Linked DNA regions of Homo sapiens: region 2 is linked to region 1. The links are chromatin loops, found by intact Hi-C in ENCODE. Cell type or tissue: heart right ventricle. All regions are shown on one strand. Each heading gives the region's core, and the rest is flanking DNA. Links, peaks and the distances in the headings are about the cores only.

Region 1 (8,904 bases), core at 515-8,514:
AGGTCTGCAAATATTCTTTCCACTTTCTGGGAGAGAAAAAAATTCATTACTGTTTAATTTTGCTCTTTAAATTCTGCCCAAAGAAATTTCAAGCACCTCTCTTTAAAAAGTTCAGAACTTTTACTTATCACAGAATATTTTTAAATGGAACATTTCCCTCCTTTTGATGTCTTAGAAATAAGCATTTCCATTCACAGCTGCTCTCAAAGATGCTACTTCAAAAACCACCCACTCTGGATCTCCAAAACAGGTTGGTATTTAAAGAGCCCCATGGCTTATTGTTCATAACACTTAGATTGGATACACATACAGTGGAAAAACAAAGTTCGGTGCTGCAAGGGACTGAAAACACCAGTTTCATTGCCCTTAAATCTAAAGAAACAGAAAAGGAAGAAGAGAAACAGGCAGAAGGGAAGGAGAAAGAGAAAAGATTAGCCAACACTGCTTCAACACTTACTACATGCCAGCTTTGTGCCAAGTTCCCCTTATGTCTTTCAACCACGAAATGACCCTTTGAGGCAGCTATAAAGATTATCCCCATTCTTATGGGCTGGGAATGCAATACAGAGAGAGGTCCCATGCTGCTGTGTTTCAAACTTGGATCCATCTGTTTCACAGCCTGAGTGATTATCCACCACATTTATTCCCTTGCTAAGAAGACTATCAAGAAGGGCAAGTGTCTGATTTTGTTTTGTTTTGTTTCCAAATCAACCTAATTTAACTGAACATAATCCTAAGATCTCAGGATCTTAAGGCTTCATGGCCTTCAAATATTTTCCTTATTGCTAAATAGTTGATGAAACAAAAGCAAATTTTACTGGTGAGTTTAATTTTCAATTATTCAATTAAAACTTTTTAGGTGGTTGATGGTAATTTTTTTATTAACAAGCAGAAATGAAACATCATTAGGAGGTGAAATGTCTTCCCTGTGTCTCAGATGGGGAGTTGTTATGGTCTGAATGTTCATGCTGTCTTCAAATCCCTGTGTTGAAATCCTAACCCCCAAGGTGATAGTATTAGGAGATGGGGCATTGGGAGGTGATTAGGCCACAGGGGCAGAGCCCCCATGAATGGAATTAGTGCCCTTGTAAAAGAGACCCAGAGAGGTCCCTGGCTCCCTCCACTGTGAGAGGTTAGAATGAGCAAACAGCTGGCTCTGAGGAAGCAGGGCCCTCACCAGACACACCAAATCTACCAGTGTCTTGATCTTGGAGTTTCCAGCCTCTAGAACTGTAAGAAATCAATTTCTGTTGTTTATAAGCTAACCAGTCGATGGCATTGTGTTATAGCAGCCTGAACAGACCAGGAGAGGAGTGAGAATGACTTGGTTTCACTATCTTCATTCATATTATCAAATACTGAATAACGGATGTGTAAAGTCTTCAGCGTTGTGGCTTTATAATGTGTCAACTTGGCAAGACTGGACTACGCTTCCCAGAGATCCCCTTTCCTGCATGTTTTTGGGCCACCAGAGAGATTCCTGTGTGGGATTTGGTGAGCAGAAACAAAGCAGCAGCCATGCTGTAGCTCACACATTATTGTTTACCCATGGTCTCAATCACTGTTGCGGGGCAGTGGACAGGCTGGAACTGGCCCACCTTTCCCAGATCCTCCTTCAACCTCTCTGACTCTTATACCAGGTTAGAATTTAGCTCCATGATGAAGTTTACTGTTTTCTTCTGCAGGATTCCCACAATATCAATTTCAGAGGCAATGCAAACTGACATGGTTTCAGTCCATGCCTGTGGGTTCCAGCTTATGTGTGCATGTCCCACTTTGTTCTTGCTGCCAAGCAAGGGGTTGAATTGCATCCTCTTAGAAAGATATGTTGAAGTCCTTACCCCTGGTACTTCAGAATGTGACCTTATTTCATAACAGAATCTCTACAGAGGTAATCAAGTTAAACGAGGTCATATGACCTCATCCAGTTGGACCTAATCCAGTATGACTGGTGCCCTTATTAAAAGGGGAAATTTGAACACAAAAACATGCACAAGAGGTAAGATGATGTGAAAAGACACAGAAAGAATGCCCTGTGAAGGCGGAGGACTAAAATGATGCATCTAGAAGCCCAGGAATGTGAAAGATCATTGGTGGAGTGCATGGAACAGGTTGCTCATATCCCTCAGAAGGAGCCTACACTGCCAGCAGACACCTTGATTTTGGACCTCCAGCCTCCAGACTTGTGAGAGAATAAATTTCTGTTATGTTCAGCCACCTAGTTTGTGATATTTTGTGATAGCAGTCCTGAGGACTTCAAGCTCCAGTGTCAGATGCAAGGACAACAGCCTTATAAGGATTACTTAATCAGCTTCCAGAATCATATAAGATCAAACCCCTGTAATGATTCCCTAGCAGTTCAGCTTCTCTGATTGATCCCTGACTGATAGGTGGAAAAGAAGTTAGTTTAAAAAGGACCATAAAGCTCCAAGCACAGTTGCACAGTAGGTAAATTAAGGGTAACAAGAAGAGGAACACTACTATGATGTTAACAAACAGTATAATCCTCAATCTTAATCAATGTGAAAAGCTGATGGCTTATCGCAAAACTTCTTTTTCTTCTAAAAACGCAGGCTACACTATTAAACTTGTTAGTTTATTGATGTTACCTGTGTTTTCACTGTTTAAAAGCAATAATTTTTTCCACCAAGTCACCAAACAAGCCTTGAACAATTTATGCTCTTTCAAAGAAGTTAGATACAAAGTCAGGGAATTTTGTCTCTCACATTGCTGTAGACAACATAATTATCATTTACTAATATTGTAACTTTCTTTGAAAAAAATTTCAATACTTGGCAGATATTTACTTTGTTAAAACCCTACCAGTGTCCTTCTGATTTAAGCTGCAGTACAATTAATTAACATTGCTTTCAACACAATCTTGGTCCAGTAGCTGGTCAGCACAATAGTGAGGAACAGCACCCTGGTGGTTGTTCAAATTCCCACACGAATATGTTATTTCCTCATGGAGAATAGCAAATCTCCATCAAGCTTGTAGATTTCCTGGGATTTTTATTAACATTATTACAATCGTTTTTTCTTAAGATTGCTAATTGTTTTGGATCTACGCTGAGGAAACTTTATTAGTTACTAAACTATACAACCTAACTGTAGAGAAATGTGTTCAAGTTAATTTTCTCCATGAACAAAAGCATTTTAATATCTCAAAATTTGCCTTTAAATAGTTTGCATATTTTTATACAGCAAGGTATCATCTTATAAATTATCACTTACTGATATTTAATCCTTTCTTTTAAAGACTTTAATCAGATATTCAGAAAGCTCTCAGAGACTAAACCATTTGTAAAACATTTTATAAGTAGTGTTGGCAAAACAAAGATTTAGTGGTCATCCTTAAAACACTGCCTTATCGCCTTTAAGCAGGTCATCAGTTCAACTATAAACTCCTAGAAGTATACCAACCCATTCTCAAATAGATTTGTGAATTTAATATCTTTTCCAAGGTAGAACACACGAACAAATCTGATCAGCACAAGCTCACGGTATCTAATGATTTTAAGCTTGGTTCTGGTGTTGCTTCTTTACTTGATACCATATAACTTATTTATATTAGTATGGAGAAGTTTGATATAGAATATTCATCGTTTTGTCAAATTCCATTTTCCCTATTTATCCTGTTCTGCATGCTGCAACCAATATAATTATGTAGTACATCCATTTAAACACATGACAACTCTCTCATAAAGCAGCCCCTATGTAAGAGGTGGTTTTTCTTTTTAATAGTCTGCTCTGTTTCAGTTGTCTTTTTTAAATATTAAGATAAGGGAAAGGATTTAAGCTATTTTTTTTTACCAGAGATCTTTGACAGAGTAACAATTAGTTATTGGATTATTTTAACTCACCTATGCAAATTAACTTATTTGCTTCTATAGTCAAAATAGTGAGCTTAAAGTTAGCTGCAGGAGGTGACATAATTATGGTTGTTAAGAATAAAATATTTCTGGTTAAGGGAATCACAGACATTTTGCAGAGAGAGTAAGCAGGAAAAGAAAGACTGAATACATCAGTCACAGAGCTGTTGGGAGCAAAGTCAAGGGAAAAGGAGAGAGGAGAAAGGAGAGAAGAGAGCGGGGAGAGAATAGGAGTAGAATCAGAGTGAGAAAGAATCATATACCAGTAAATGAACAAGTAATAAAAAGACAGTGCTTTACTTCTCTGAATCATCAAGGTGTAGTGTTTGCAACCAGGGAATTAAATACTTTATTCAACAAAACTGCTCACACAGCAGATGGAACAGGCAGAACTGGCCATATGGCATCAAATATAATAAAATCACTTAGTAAATTAAGAGTTAAAATGAGAATTAAATATTGGATACGGTTTTATAGAATTCCATTTTGGGTGCTCATAGATGTATCCATATTTCTTCTAATTATGTGCCCAGTTGCATATTTTCTTAAGAAACAAAGTTAACAAAGTAGTAATTTACATATCATTTAATAAAATATATTTGCTTTAACAGAAAGGCAACATTGCCAGGATCATTGGTGTGGGAGAAAGCAAATTAATTAGCTTTTAAGAGGCCTGGCTTTTGGTTCTAATCCTGCCATCAGATTTCTTTTCACCTTGAATAAGTGATTACTTAAAAGGCTCCCCTTTCTGTACCTGCCAAATAAAGAATTTGAGATAGACCAGCATTTTTCAAACTTGATTTTCAGCCATGCAACAATTTCTTCCAGCATACATTTTATCGGGAAACTCAGTCCACAAATCTAGAGCTGCTTTGCTTGAAGCTCTAGGTGTAGTGAGGAGGAGAGCCTTGGGAGGCCAACTGAACTCCACCCTTCTCCTGCCCCCACCACATCCTAACCTCCAACAGCAGGGGGCAACCTATTCCAGAACTGCAAGCACTGGAGAAAGTAACCACCCTCCAGAGGCTATATTTTGGTGTTTTTATTTCTCCTTTCAACTGAATCTGAAATGCCTGATTTAAGGTGATCTGCTTTGGGGACGCACCATATGTAATTATTCTGATTTTCTGTTCTTTTAGTTACTTATTTCAGTCATATTGTGAATTTCCTTTTCTCTTGTCATTGGTTCTCTCCAAACCGAGGCAGGCGGATCACAGGGTCAGCAGATTGAGACCATCCTGGCTAACAGGGTGAAACCCTGTCTCTACTAAAAATACAAAAAAAATTAGCCGGGCGTGGTGGCGGGTGCCTGTAGTCCCAGCTACTCCGGGGGCTGAGGCAGGAGAATGGCGTGAACCCGGAAGATGGAGCTTGCAGTGAGTCGAGATCGCACCACTGCACTCCAGTCTGGGCGACAGAGTGAGACTCCGACTCCAAAAAAAAAAAAAAAAAAAAAAAAGGTTTGTCCTGCGCCACATTAGCAAATTAGTTTCACTTTGCTAATCCATTTTCATTGGAAATTCTGTGATTTCGGTTATATTTCCTCACCTTGGAGAAAATCTTCTGTCACCAATTTACATCAGCTTCACCCTTCAACATTTCAGAATGCTCAGGCCTCCTTCCATTTCCAGTATACTGTAATGCTGATGTTTTATAATTTCAAACACTTTACATAAAGTTGTGTTAAAGGTTTATTTATCAAATGAAATAATTAATGGCAAATTCATTCAGTCATAGTCTTTTTGCTTATACGGTCAACTAGAACAATCTGCTTGTTTCTCTTCAGGTTGCCATTATTTCAGTCCCTGCCACTAGTTGCAAATTTAATAAAAATTATAATGAAATTTCGCAAGTATATGTCAATTGCAAATTTATGTTTTAATTTTTTGGCGTCAGAGAATATATGTGCATGCTTTTAAATGCCTTGCAGCTTCAAAAGGCTTGTAACATAAAACAGCATTTCTTTCTTCACTTCTCCCTGATTCTTGATTCCTGTCTCTGGCAGGTGACCATTACTTACATTTACTTCTGGTATCTGCTTCTATATTTCTAAATAATATCTTTATTTTTTAAGTGTTATTTTAGATATTACCTATTGCCCATTGCCCAAACCCAAACTCCAAAAGGCACACTTCTACTCCTTCTAAAAACCTAATGAAGTTATGTCACAATTTACATAAATAAATAGTGTTTACATGGTTATGACTCTGTGAGTGTTATCTATAGTTGAACCATGTAAAACACAATAATTACATTTTTATATGCACTACTTTTTGTTTTTCCCGGAATTAGTAATTGCCTTACTTTTTAATTTTACAAGTTTTTTAAGTACTTACTGTTCACAAACTATCTTTAGAATTGCAATTCCTGGCCAGGCACATTGGCACATGCCTGTAATCTCAACACTTTGAGAGGCCAAGGCAGGAAGATCTCTTGAGCCCGGGAGTTCAAGACCAGCCTGGGCAACATAGTGAGACTCTGTCTCTACCAAAATTTTATTTTAAAAATAGCCAGATATGGTGGCATGTGCCTGTAGTCCCAGCTACTTGAGAGGCTGGTGTGGGGAGTCACTTTAGCTTATGAGTTTGAGGTGCCATGAGCCTATCATGCTACTGCACTCCAGCCTGGGCAATAGAGTGAGGCTTTGTCTAAAACAAACAAACAATAACAAAAAACAAACAGAAAACCAACAACAGCAGTGTATTCTTCACTTAATATCCAAAAACATCAGGTAATCTGTGAGTTTTATTATTTAATTTTTTGAGAGCTATCTTATTCTTGCTCCAATTTTGCCTGTTTGCTCTTTTGTCCTGGTGCACCACTGTAATTCTAGGGTTTTACTTCATTACCTCATTTTAGTGTAGTACATTTTCTAGTGGATTTCTGATAAATGGTTCACGGGAGCTACATTTCTTAAAATATGCATATCTGAAAAAAATGTCTTTTTTTTCTATCTTCTCATTTGGTTGATAGTTTGACTCCACAAAATTCATGGCTAGAATTTCAAAAGCACTTTTTGTTATTATTCTTTAGTTTAAGTTCTGGGATACAAGTGCAGAATGTGTAGGTTTGTTACATAGGTATATGTGTGTCATGGTGGTTTGCTGCGCCTATCAACCCATCATCTAGGTTTTAAGCCCCACATGCATTAGCTGTTTGTCCTAATGTTCTCCCTCCCCTCACCCCACACCCACTCACTGGCCCCGGTGTGTGTTGTTCCTCTCCCTTTGTCCATGTGTTCTCATTTTTCAACCTCCACTTATGAGTGAGAATATGCAGTGTTTGGTTTTGTGTTCTTCAAAGGGATTTAATAATCATCTTCTATCTTTCAACTTTGCTTTTGAGAAATCCAGTGCCATATTGATTCCTAATCTTTTGTGATATGTTTTATTAATATGTTTCTCCTCTTTGGACATATTTGTCAACTCCTCTTGAGCCATGTTATTCTGAAACTTTATAATAATGTACTGAATGAATGTTCACTTTCAATTGCAGAACCTCTGGCATTTTGTTCTAGAATTTTTGAGTGTGGATTTTTTTTTTATTTGATCATTTATTTCTGCTTTTTTTCTTTGTTTTTTTTTTTCCTTCTGGAAATTCTATTATTTAGATTTTGAACCTTTTGCACAGATCCTTCAATTTACTTATATCTTATTTCTCATTTACTTTCTCTTTTGTTGGTTTTATTTTGTTTAATTTTCTTGTTGTGATAAAAGCCCAGAAATCACCTAATCTTTCATAGGTCTTAATTTTTTTATTTATCCTATTTATGTTTAATTTCAATAGTTCTTTTGAAATTTTCTCAATGTTCTTATTTTTAAAAGAATTAGGCTTATTATTATTATAATAGCTTCTCTTAATCTCTCTAAAGATAGTAATGATATTTTATAATATAATGATATTTTCTACCACTAATGTACTGATTCCTCATAGTTTCCTCTTACTCTTTGTTTTAGTCCTTATGTTTCTGGTTGAGGTTTTCCTCAAATATCTGATGATCTTTAGCTCTCCCATTCATATTTGAGGCACTAAGGGTGGAAACTGGATCCTTAATCGGACTTGTCAGGTGATCCAACAGGAACTGATTGTTTAATTGAAAGATTCTTGAGTATTCTTTCAGGCTGGTCAATTTCCTCTGAGAAGAATTTGGTCGTTCTTCTGGCCAGTGGTATAAGCTTGGCTGCAAATATTCTCTGTTCCAGTGGAGGAAAGGAGCTGGTAATATCACTATTCTCTAGGTGACATTCATTAGGTCTCCTGTTTCCAGCTGTACCTGATGTCCTCATCACTATGCTCCTTTTGATTCATCCTTCCCAGAGAATATACCTCTGACCTTTCAGTCCTCTTCTGGAGTTGGGGAGGGATAGATGCCTTCTTATGTGGGTAAAGGGATAGATGCCTGCCTATGTGGGTAAAGGGAGAAGATTTAGGATGAACTGCCTATATAAATTGCAGGTCCTAGTGAAATATGAAATTATCAAGCCACTTGTTCAACATTTTTTAAGAGTTTCAAGATGGCAATAGCAGATCATTAAAGTGCATGGGGTGCTCCTAAGCATGGGACCCTGTGCAAGTACACAAGTTGCAGGCCCATGAAGCCAGCCCTAGATTTAGATATCTAAGTACCTAGTAATTAAATTTTAATGTAATTATTTACAGTCCCACCTGCATGCCTAGTTCTTCAGGGATACCTGGTGCCTCTAATCCCTGAGTTTCTTACATGTCTATGGCACAAATAAACTTATTTCTTGGCTTTCCTCTTCTTCTCCAAGACTCCCTTTACAGAGTGCTTGATTTTTATGTTGCTTTAGTCATCTTTCTGTCTTTGAGCCTGCACAATTGTGTTGAAATCTTTCATATGTTGTCCTCTCCTCTCTTGTTCTCTTCATCCTTATAGATTATTTGTCTTTTCACAAGTCTATTGTCTCTCATCTTACTTGTGTTTTGGAAGAAAGTTGAAATAAATTTTTGCCATATTTAATAGGAAATCTAAATTTTAGTTTTATAGTTTTCCCAAAAATTCTTCATTGAT
Region 2 (8,904 bases), core at 262-8,261, 73 kb after region 1:
TAATCTATATTAAGATAATAAGAAGACTCCACTTAGAGAAACAACAGCCAGAAAAAAAGGGCAGAACCCTGTGTGTACCTTAATTTGCTACATAAACTTCTCCCCACCCCCAGGGGCAAGTTTGAGAGTGAAGGGCAAGATAGTATCATAAGCGTTTGCAATGATACAAAGAGCCAAAGATTTTTCATTTATTATTTCACCTGGAGATATTTTTCTGCTATCATTGATTTAGCTGCATTTATTTCTGCTTATTGTCCTCTTCTTGGATCGCATTAAACCTTAGCTAACATACAACTCAAACAAATCAAGAACAAAGGCTTTTGTAAAAATGTTGTAACCATTTCAACTGGGGAACACGCCTGAGTCAGTGCAGCAGGCTGCCAAGCCCGACAGTGGCTTAGTAGCTACTGCTCTGGAGCACCTGACCCTGGTGGCTACTGTTCCAGGTCCTCCTACCTTGATGAGGTTTTAGGGATGTGGTTGATATAAAATCCAGCAAGTTTTGCCTGTCGACAGGGAACATGACAGGGTACACAGTTGATAGGTTGCAAAAGGGGAAAACAATGTGAACATGGTATTTCTTTTTCTTTCTTTCTTTCTTTTTTTTTTTTTTTAAATATTTTTGAGATGGAGTCTCACTCTGTCACCTAAGCTGGAGGGCAGTGGTGTGATCTCAGCTCACCACAACCTCTGTCTCCTTGGTTCAAGCAATTCTGCTACCTCAGCCTACCAAGTAGCTGGGATTACAGGTGTCCGCCACCATGCCCAGCTAATTTTTGCATTTTTAGGAGAGACAGGGTTTCAGCAGGTTGGCCAGGCTGGTCTCAAACTCCTGACCTCAGGTGATCTGCCCGCCTGGGCCTCCCAAAGTGCTGGGATTACAGGCATGAGCCACCGCACCCAGCCTGAACACGGTATTTCTAATTTTCCTGGATGTGATTAGATGGAGGTTTCCCTGGTGGGAGGAGTAGGCTAAAAGCCCTAAGTAATAGGATGATTAGAGAGATGCAGAGAAATATTTAGGTGGCTACAGGAATTGTTCTAGAGAGAGATGGGCAAAATTTAAAATGTGGCAATGACAATGAGAATTGAAAGAAAAATGAGCAGATAAATTTTTTTTCTAAAGCTGAATCACTGGATATGGAGGTCAATTATACAAAGAAGGTGAGAAAGAAGGCAGGATCAAAGATGTCTCTGAGGCTCTTGGCTTAGACCACTGAGAAGAGGGTGGTGCTGTGGTGTAAGAGAGGGGAAGCAGGAGGAGGAGCATGTATAAGCGACATCTAATGGGTTCAGTTTGGTAACATGTTGACTCTGTAGTAGCCGCTGGTTATCAAAGCAGAGATATGGAGTGGGCAAGAAGTCTGAACTAGCAATATAAAATTTGGATGTCACTAACATATAGGTAGCAGAAGCTACAGATATGGGAGAGATCCTCCAGGAATGCTAAGTAGACTGAAGCAGGAGAAGGTTTGAGGATAGGACTCTGAGGAATACCAGTTTGTTAGATGTGGGCAGAGGGAAAGGTATCTGCAAAGAGAAATAAAGAATCACTAGGAGGTAGGAGGGTAAGGGAAGGCAAAGATCAAGAGAGCTTCAAAAAGGTGAAGAGTCTAACGATGAAGAAAAGCCCAGAACAGGAAGCTGAGTGAAATTAGACAATCTTCACCAATTTTTCAACTTTGACTGTGGACAAGGTTATTCAAGTGCATAAAAATAATGTGATACATGGTGTAGTAGAAAGACGATTGACCTTTCCTTTCCCACCTCTATGGCCTTGGGCAGGTCCTTTAAGTAATTGGAATCTCATATTCACATCTGTAAAATAGGAGCCAAATTAACATTTTTGTGTTTAGAGGACTGATATAAGAATATACAAATGAAATAAACATATTTGCACTTGGCAATATGAAGCAAATGCAGGATAGACATCTTGGTGATTATTGACATGGTGTACATGTGTGTATGCCTAACTTAGGACATTTTTAAATGACTTACTTCTTGCTGATATGAAGTATGAGCTCTCTAAAAATAGGTATTACTTTTTGGTAACATATATATCATCTGGTAGATGCCGAATACTTAATTAAAACTTTCCATGATGATAACCATTATTAGAATGAATAAACCAAACTCTAAAGTAAAAGCTTAATTGCCAGGCTGTCTGAAAAAAATAAGTTAAATTTGGCTTTTCACATCCTAAGCAGGTATTTGGCAGCAAATATTTCCATTCAAAAAGAGAATAATGTACACTGTGAAGACTTCCAGAAAAGCAGTGCTCCCCCATTCAGAAAGAATACAATCTTTTGCAGCTGTTTCTAGATTCCAATCCAATTAAAGCTCTACTTAAATTGTTCTCTCCTAATTCTTGATTGATATGGAATGCAATAATGCCTGGCAATTGTCCATAGTAGGGATTAAAGGTAATGGATTTCTTAGAATCCCATTCCTTACCTATAATGAAAATATCACCCACCTATCTCATACAAGCAAGATGCTAAATTAGCCAAGAAGATCTTGGCAGCATTTGCAGAAATGGGTAAAAACCAGTACCGGAAGCTGTGGCTTGCTAACTGCTTTGCATTCTTCATTATGGGTGAGCATTGAACACACACGTATTCCATAAATACTGATTCTTGTATCTAAAGAAGGTATAGCATCTTCCTCAGATTCCATGTCTTTACTCACAGTCACTAAGTCTAAGCTTGGAGAAAGTAAGAGTTATCATTTTTCTACCATGATTGGAGAGTTATTTATTCAAACAACCTGGTAAAAATAAGTAACTCTAACTTTTTAAATACCAAAACACAACAGTAGCTTAAATGTGCAAAGTATCAAACCATGCTTGATTTAAGGTCTTACCTCTGGTTTCTTATTTAATGACGCTTCCTTCCTGACTTGAGCAATATCAGACACAATCACAGAGGTAATAAAAACTCACAGGAAAGAGTAAACGGTGAGATATTTAGCTTCTGGGATGGGACTCTGAATCTATACTGTATTCCTAATCTATCAAAAATAAAATAAAAAAGAGAAGGGAAAGAAAAGAAGAAATAAAGAAAATAAAAATGCCGAGATTAATTGGAAAATTTGCAAAATTAACATACCGCTAAGGAGAGACAATAACTAAAAGCCGCTGTTGGGGCTTCTGGAGCACTAATGAATACTTATTGAGACCTTTTAATGTTCTTGGAATGAGACCATCACATTACATGATTATTTCTTAAAGAAATTCAGCTGTTGCTTCTAACTGTTTTAAAATAGTTCCTGAAGAGTTCCTCAGTGCTAGGCACTCTGCCATGTGCTCTGCATACAGAAATCAACCAGACGTTTGTTTGATTTATCACCATTATGTAAAGCTGTGGGGTGTGCAGCATAAGGAAGGGAAGGGTAAATTCGGTACCTGAAAGTCTTGTGATGGGTAATCTACAGCACTCTGGAGAGTTAAGTTCCATGCTAGGTTGTCAACCATTCTAAATGAAAGAACAATCAACTCCAATGAAAGAACTTGAAGAATGTACCTGATACTTTTCAAAGGAGTAATAAAGTGAGTTTTAAGTAAGGGGAGTAGATAGTATACATATATTTTCATGCTCTGAAAAAATCCTTTTAAAAGCATGTCTTCTTCACTTATTTGTAAATAAGCAAACTGATTCAGGGTTTTAAGTAACTTGCTCAAGTTCCCACAGTTGTGTGTGGCTTTTTCAACCATAACTATTTTGATTTCAAACGAATGAAAGAAACTTGGCTTAAAACATATCAGGTAGAAGGAAGACTAGTTGTTTACTTAACCAAACTACGAAAAGAGTGGAAGTGCAGCTGGTCCTCAAGGATGACTAGAATCAAGTTCAAATGCTGCCAGGAGTCCCGCCCTCGGCCCCAATTTCTATTATTTCTGGCTTCATGCTTTCATGCTGCTCTCCGTCCTTGGAGTTAGAAACATGGCTATTTGACAACTCAAGTTCGCAACTCCAAAAACCACCTCGGTGTCAAGTTAAAATTTTCTTAAGGAAATGCAGTGATTGGTTCAACCTGGATTTGGTGCCCATCCTTGGACCAAACAATGATCCAGGGTGCTGGGTTATAAGTGAACCACTTGAGTTAGGTAACTGTGGCCAATGGTGTAGGGGGTCTCTAAGACAGTAGAAGCTTCTTTTCAAGCCACCACTGTGGGCTGACAAAGGCCAGATGTCAATTACAATTTTTCATCACCTATATAATTGCTTCCAAAGAAAAAGATCAAGGCATTTAAATTTTCAGTAGGGCAATAGGAAAGAAAGCTGCCTACGTTCAAATTCTGGCTGCATAACTTATTAGCTGTGTGGCCTTGGACAAATTACTTAATGCCTCCTACTTAAGTTTCTCATCTGAAAAATTGTAGTAATAATGTTACTTACTTATTGAATTTTGAAATTCAATAGCCCCAAACTGCATTTCGCCTTCTTTCCCTTGAAACCTACACTTTCTCACAGCTTCCCTTTGTCAATTAATGGTATCAACAATTCCTCAGATTTCATGTTCAAAATCCTAGAGTTATCTTTGAGGCTTCCCTTTCTTCCATGTCTTATTTTCAGATGTTCTTCTACTTGCTATTTCATCTTTCAAGATGCCTTTTAGAGTTATCACCACCATGTCCCATGAGGCCCAATCAGTATTTATCTGGAGTATGGTTTTAGCCTCCTAACAGTTCTCTCTTCTTAGAAAACCTAAACTCTTTGATCCAGTTTTGACAGCTTTTCCAGGTGACTCATTCTCTTTGAAAATAGTTTTCAACTCATTAATCTAAATAAGAAAAAAGACAAAATTTTAAGTTTTCTGCTATCCTATATCATTTGATTTTTGGTTTCTTGAAATTCTAAGCTTTAGAAAAAGACTGGCTGTCGGATTATTGAGTATATATATAATGCTTTTTAATAAACTAATGCTTTTAATATAGCATATATGCATAAATATTCTATACTTAATGTTTTTATGAAATAATGTATGTGCCATGTTATTATTTTATAAATATGTTTAGTATATATAATTAACAGACTATATCAAGAGCATTATTTTATAAATAAGTTATAAATATATTAATGGAAATGTACATGATGTTAACATAGCTTATTATAGATTATTTATTCAAGGGATTGATTCTAAATTATTTTCTTTTATTTGCAAATAATTTTCTATCAGTCAAATTTTGCTTTGTTTTAGTTAAGTGGGATTTGAAATATTGGACTGGGGAGAGGGAGCTATACAATTTTTAAAACAGAGCAGTCATATCTTATCATGAATGTGCTTAAGAAGACGCTGATTATATTGAGATCAGTATGTTGGATGGAATGAAAGCCTGGATAAAGACTTAGCAGGTAAATGTCAGGTGAGTTACCAAATGGAGAAAAAGTATCACACTACTTTTCTTCTTTTTTGTTTTTCATCTTGATTTTTTTAAAAGAAGATATATGCTAAAACTCTAGTTCTTTCTTAATTGATGACAAATTAGAAAAAAATCAGATAACTTTGAGTTATAAATGTTGAAAGGCAATAGAGTGTGTTACTTGAATAATTAAAAAAGAAGGAAAATAATTGTACTTTGAGGCTGTGAGATTTCAAACTGTGGTAAGAAATAGACTGCATAGGTGTATAATATCCCTGGCACTAATTTAGAAAATATACTATGAGTATTTATTTATTCTCAGAATTATTTAAAGTGGTTTCAGTGTGGGTTTGTACATCTTAAACACAAGTAATTTATACCACTTGAAAGTCGAAAAAAAAACTACAAAAAAACCTTACCTATGTTTCAAAATGCTGAATTTTTTTTTAATTTTGCTGTAAGTTGTATAACATCCTCTTAAATATGTAAGTGTTCAGTAAACATTTATGCTTTCCTGTGCTCATTAAAATTTCACTTTTCATAGTAAATGTCATTTAATTTAAGCCTTGTTAATATTAACCAATGTAGAGTAAACATGAAGCAAATAAGAGTAAGTTTAGAAAAGTATGCTATTTTTGCTATCTTCTCTTTGGTGCAGATAATGTAGCATGTTGAATGCCTTCTACTTATGTAAAAGTACGTAGTTTTGTATCATTCAAACCCCCCTTTTATAAAGGGTGGCAAATGATCAACCTGCTTTTCATCCAAGAACAGCCTTTTTGGTTTAACTTCTTATTAACCAGATACTGAAAACTAAACCAGCCTCTTTTGTATTCTAAAGAGACACACCACACGCAAATGCACACACTCAGACACATAGTCAAACACACGTCACTGCACACCAATAATGTAAACAACAAACAAACTGAAGTTAAGAATCACTTGGTGATTTTGAAGTCAATGACTTCCATGACCACTTTTCCTGATCCTCCGTTTCAAAATAAGTCTACATATGCTCGTGACCCTTTCCAATATCAGGTCAGGGTCTAATGGTTTCTAGCTATAGCAGACACGCATCTTTTTATTCTAAAGGGCATCATTATATGACAAGACAGTTGCTATATGAAAAACTTCAAGCTGACCATGGTTTCTTATTTTACATGGGTTATGTGACAGTTTATCCATTGTAGGGTGACATGTGAATAGGCTGCATTAAGAGTTAAAAACGACTGAGTAGAGTACCTAAATTATGTTCTCTTTCTGATATTAAGTTACCACTTGTCTGTAAACTATATGTATACTTTTCTTTGAAGGCAAAGGGGATTGAGGTAAAGGAAGAGTATATGGAGAGCTTTTGCTATATTTGTAATGTTTTATTTCTTTTAAAAAATTTTGAAGCTAAATATTAAGATTTGACAGGACTGGATGATGAATACCTGAGTTTTGCTATATTATACTCTATATTCTTTATCATTATAGTTTCCTACTTGCTTAAAATATTTTATTCTGAGAAATTAATAGAATTTTCAGCCTTGGCAAAAGGTTTCTAGGTGCTGAAAAATAAAAGCCCAGCTTCTTAGCCTGGCAAGCACGCTAGTCATTACATGGCTTCTGCTTGCTCCTCTGTCCTCACCACTCTCCCTTTGTCCTCTCTGGAATTATTGACTCATTAACAGTTTCTAAAAGAGACAAGGGCCTGCATTTCACCTCTTCGTATTCTCAAAATATCCCCCTCCCAGTCTGTTTGGTGAACTCCTATTCCCACTGTAAAACCTCAGCTAGGCATCATCTCCTCTCTAAAGGCCCATGTGACTCTTCCCCATGGAACTGGATTATCTTTGCACCTGCAAGAAGCACATTACCGCATTGTGTTTTTGTATATTTATCTCCTCTAGACAATGAACTCCTTATAGGACAGAGTTATCCACTCCTAGCACTGTCTGGCACAAATTTTTAAAGATTTTCATAGTTATTATTCCTAATTTTTAAAGTAATGGATTCCCATTTCAAAGTTTTCAACAGTTTGGAAATGTTTAAGGTAAAAGTATGTCCTCTTTCCCATTCCCAACTTCCTATACCCACTCCATGGTTAACAGTGTCTTATTTATATTTCTAGAAACATTATTTGCATGTACTAGGATATAAGGTTATAAACTAACATATGAATACATAAAGGCCCATAATCACTTTATATAAAAAAGGGAGAGTGAACATTGTATATAATGTTCCCATTTATATATATATATAATATATACAATGTTCTGCATCTTGATTTTTTTAAAAAATACAACAAATTGCATCTTACTTTGTCTTCTATTCATATCATTACATATAGATCCTCATTATGCTTCTTAAAACCTGTATATATCCTATATTATGCCTGTAATTTAGGGTGACTTAAGAAGCAAGTAACACACAACCTGGTTGAAACTGTAAAGAGGATATAGAGGTTCATTAATTGGGAAGAACAACTGCAGGACTGGCTTGATTCAGCAATCAACACTGTCATCAAAAACTTATTTTTATCACTCTACTTGGCATTTCCTGTTATTAGCTCTATCCATGGATGGCTTCTCTCATGGTGGAAACAAATTGATATACAAAGACTAGGATTCACATCTAAAGCCACACTCCTGAGAACAATAGAGTATGAGAATGCATGGTTTTCTTCATCCTCGCCAATGCCAGGATTTATCATTGAAACACAAGCATGTTGTTGTTGCATATTGTTGATCAGACAACTCTTGAATTCAGAACTTTCTGGTACCTTGTAGTACCAGAGATTAGTGTGAAAAAATTAGATTGATATATGGTCGAGATGATGGTGTTGATAATGGAGGTGAGAAAGTTTGGGCCCAAGGAATAGTTATACAAGAAGCTTGAGATATTTAGTCAATTTGAATTGGAGGTCAGAGGAAAATCAGATTGCTATTAATATAAAAAATACCTTAAAGAGAAGAGACAAGAAGTCCCACATAAAAAGTTTTCCTGGCCAAGCACAGTGGCTCATGCCTATAATCCCAGCACTTTGGGAGGCCGAGGTGGGCGGATCACTTGAGGTCAGGAGTTCGAGATCAGCCTGGCCAACATGGTGAAACTTCATATCTATTAAAAATACAAAAATCAGCTGGACGTTGTGGCAGGGGCCTATAGTCCCAGCTACTCTGCAGGCAGGAGAATTGCTTGAACCTGGGAGGCGGAGGTTGCAGTGAGCTGAGATCACACCACTGCACTCCAGCCTGGGCAACAGAGCAAGACTCCATCTCAAAAAAAAAAAGAAACCAGTTTTCCTTTTCCTTTATCTTCTGGCTGATGCTTAAAACATGACCATAAAATATCTGATCCTTCATTTACAAAGAATTTTGTTAAAATTTTGATGTATTTGAAAAGGTAGCAGAGTGTATCATTGTGTGTCAAGGATGGTCCACTATGGGGAATGAAGCACCAGACAACAGGGAGAGAAAAATGATCCCCCAAGGACGGCGGTACAGGTGGGGCCAGGGAGGAAAATGCAGGGGATGAGCAGAGGTGGCCTACCAGGA

What was found. A loop is a pair of places that touch in the nucleus more often than their neighbours do. Peaks named below come from ENCODE experiments on the same cell type or tissue, not always from the same donor. Only the 100,000 strongest peaks of a DNase experiment are listed, where the experiment ranks them.
Region 2: a loop joins it to region 1, with 3 times the contacts of the local background. A loop is called at or near these places in 4 of 110 quality-filtered maps.

Annotation. Positions count from the first base shown.
Region 1 is chr9:79,229,691-79,238,594 of GRCh38, reverse strand. No RefSeq gene overlaps it. Among named protein-coding and RNA genes, the nearest start is that of LNCARSR, 330 kb to the left of the region's middle. In heart right ventricle, for the core only: a CTCF peak has its summit at 4,822 (motif pointing right); no DNase peak of the experiment used is centred there.
Region 2 is chr9:79,156,070-79,164,973 of GRCh38, reverse strand. No RefSeq gene overlaps it. Among named protein-coding and RNA genes, the nearest start is that of LNCARSR, 410 kb to the left of the region's middle. In heart right ventricle, for the core only: no CTCF peak of the experiment used is centred there; a DNase peak (open chromatin) is centred at 3,933.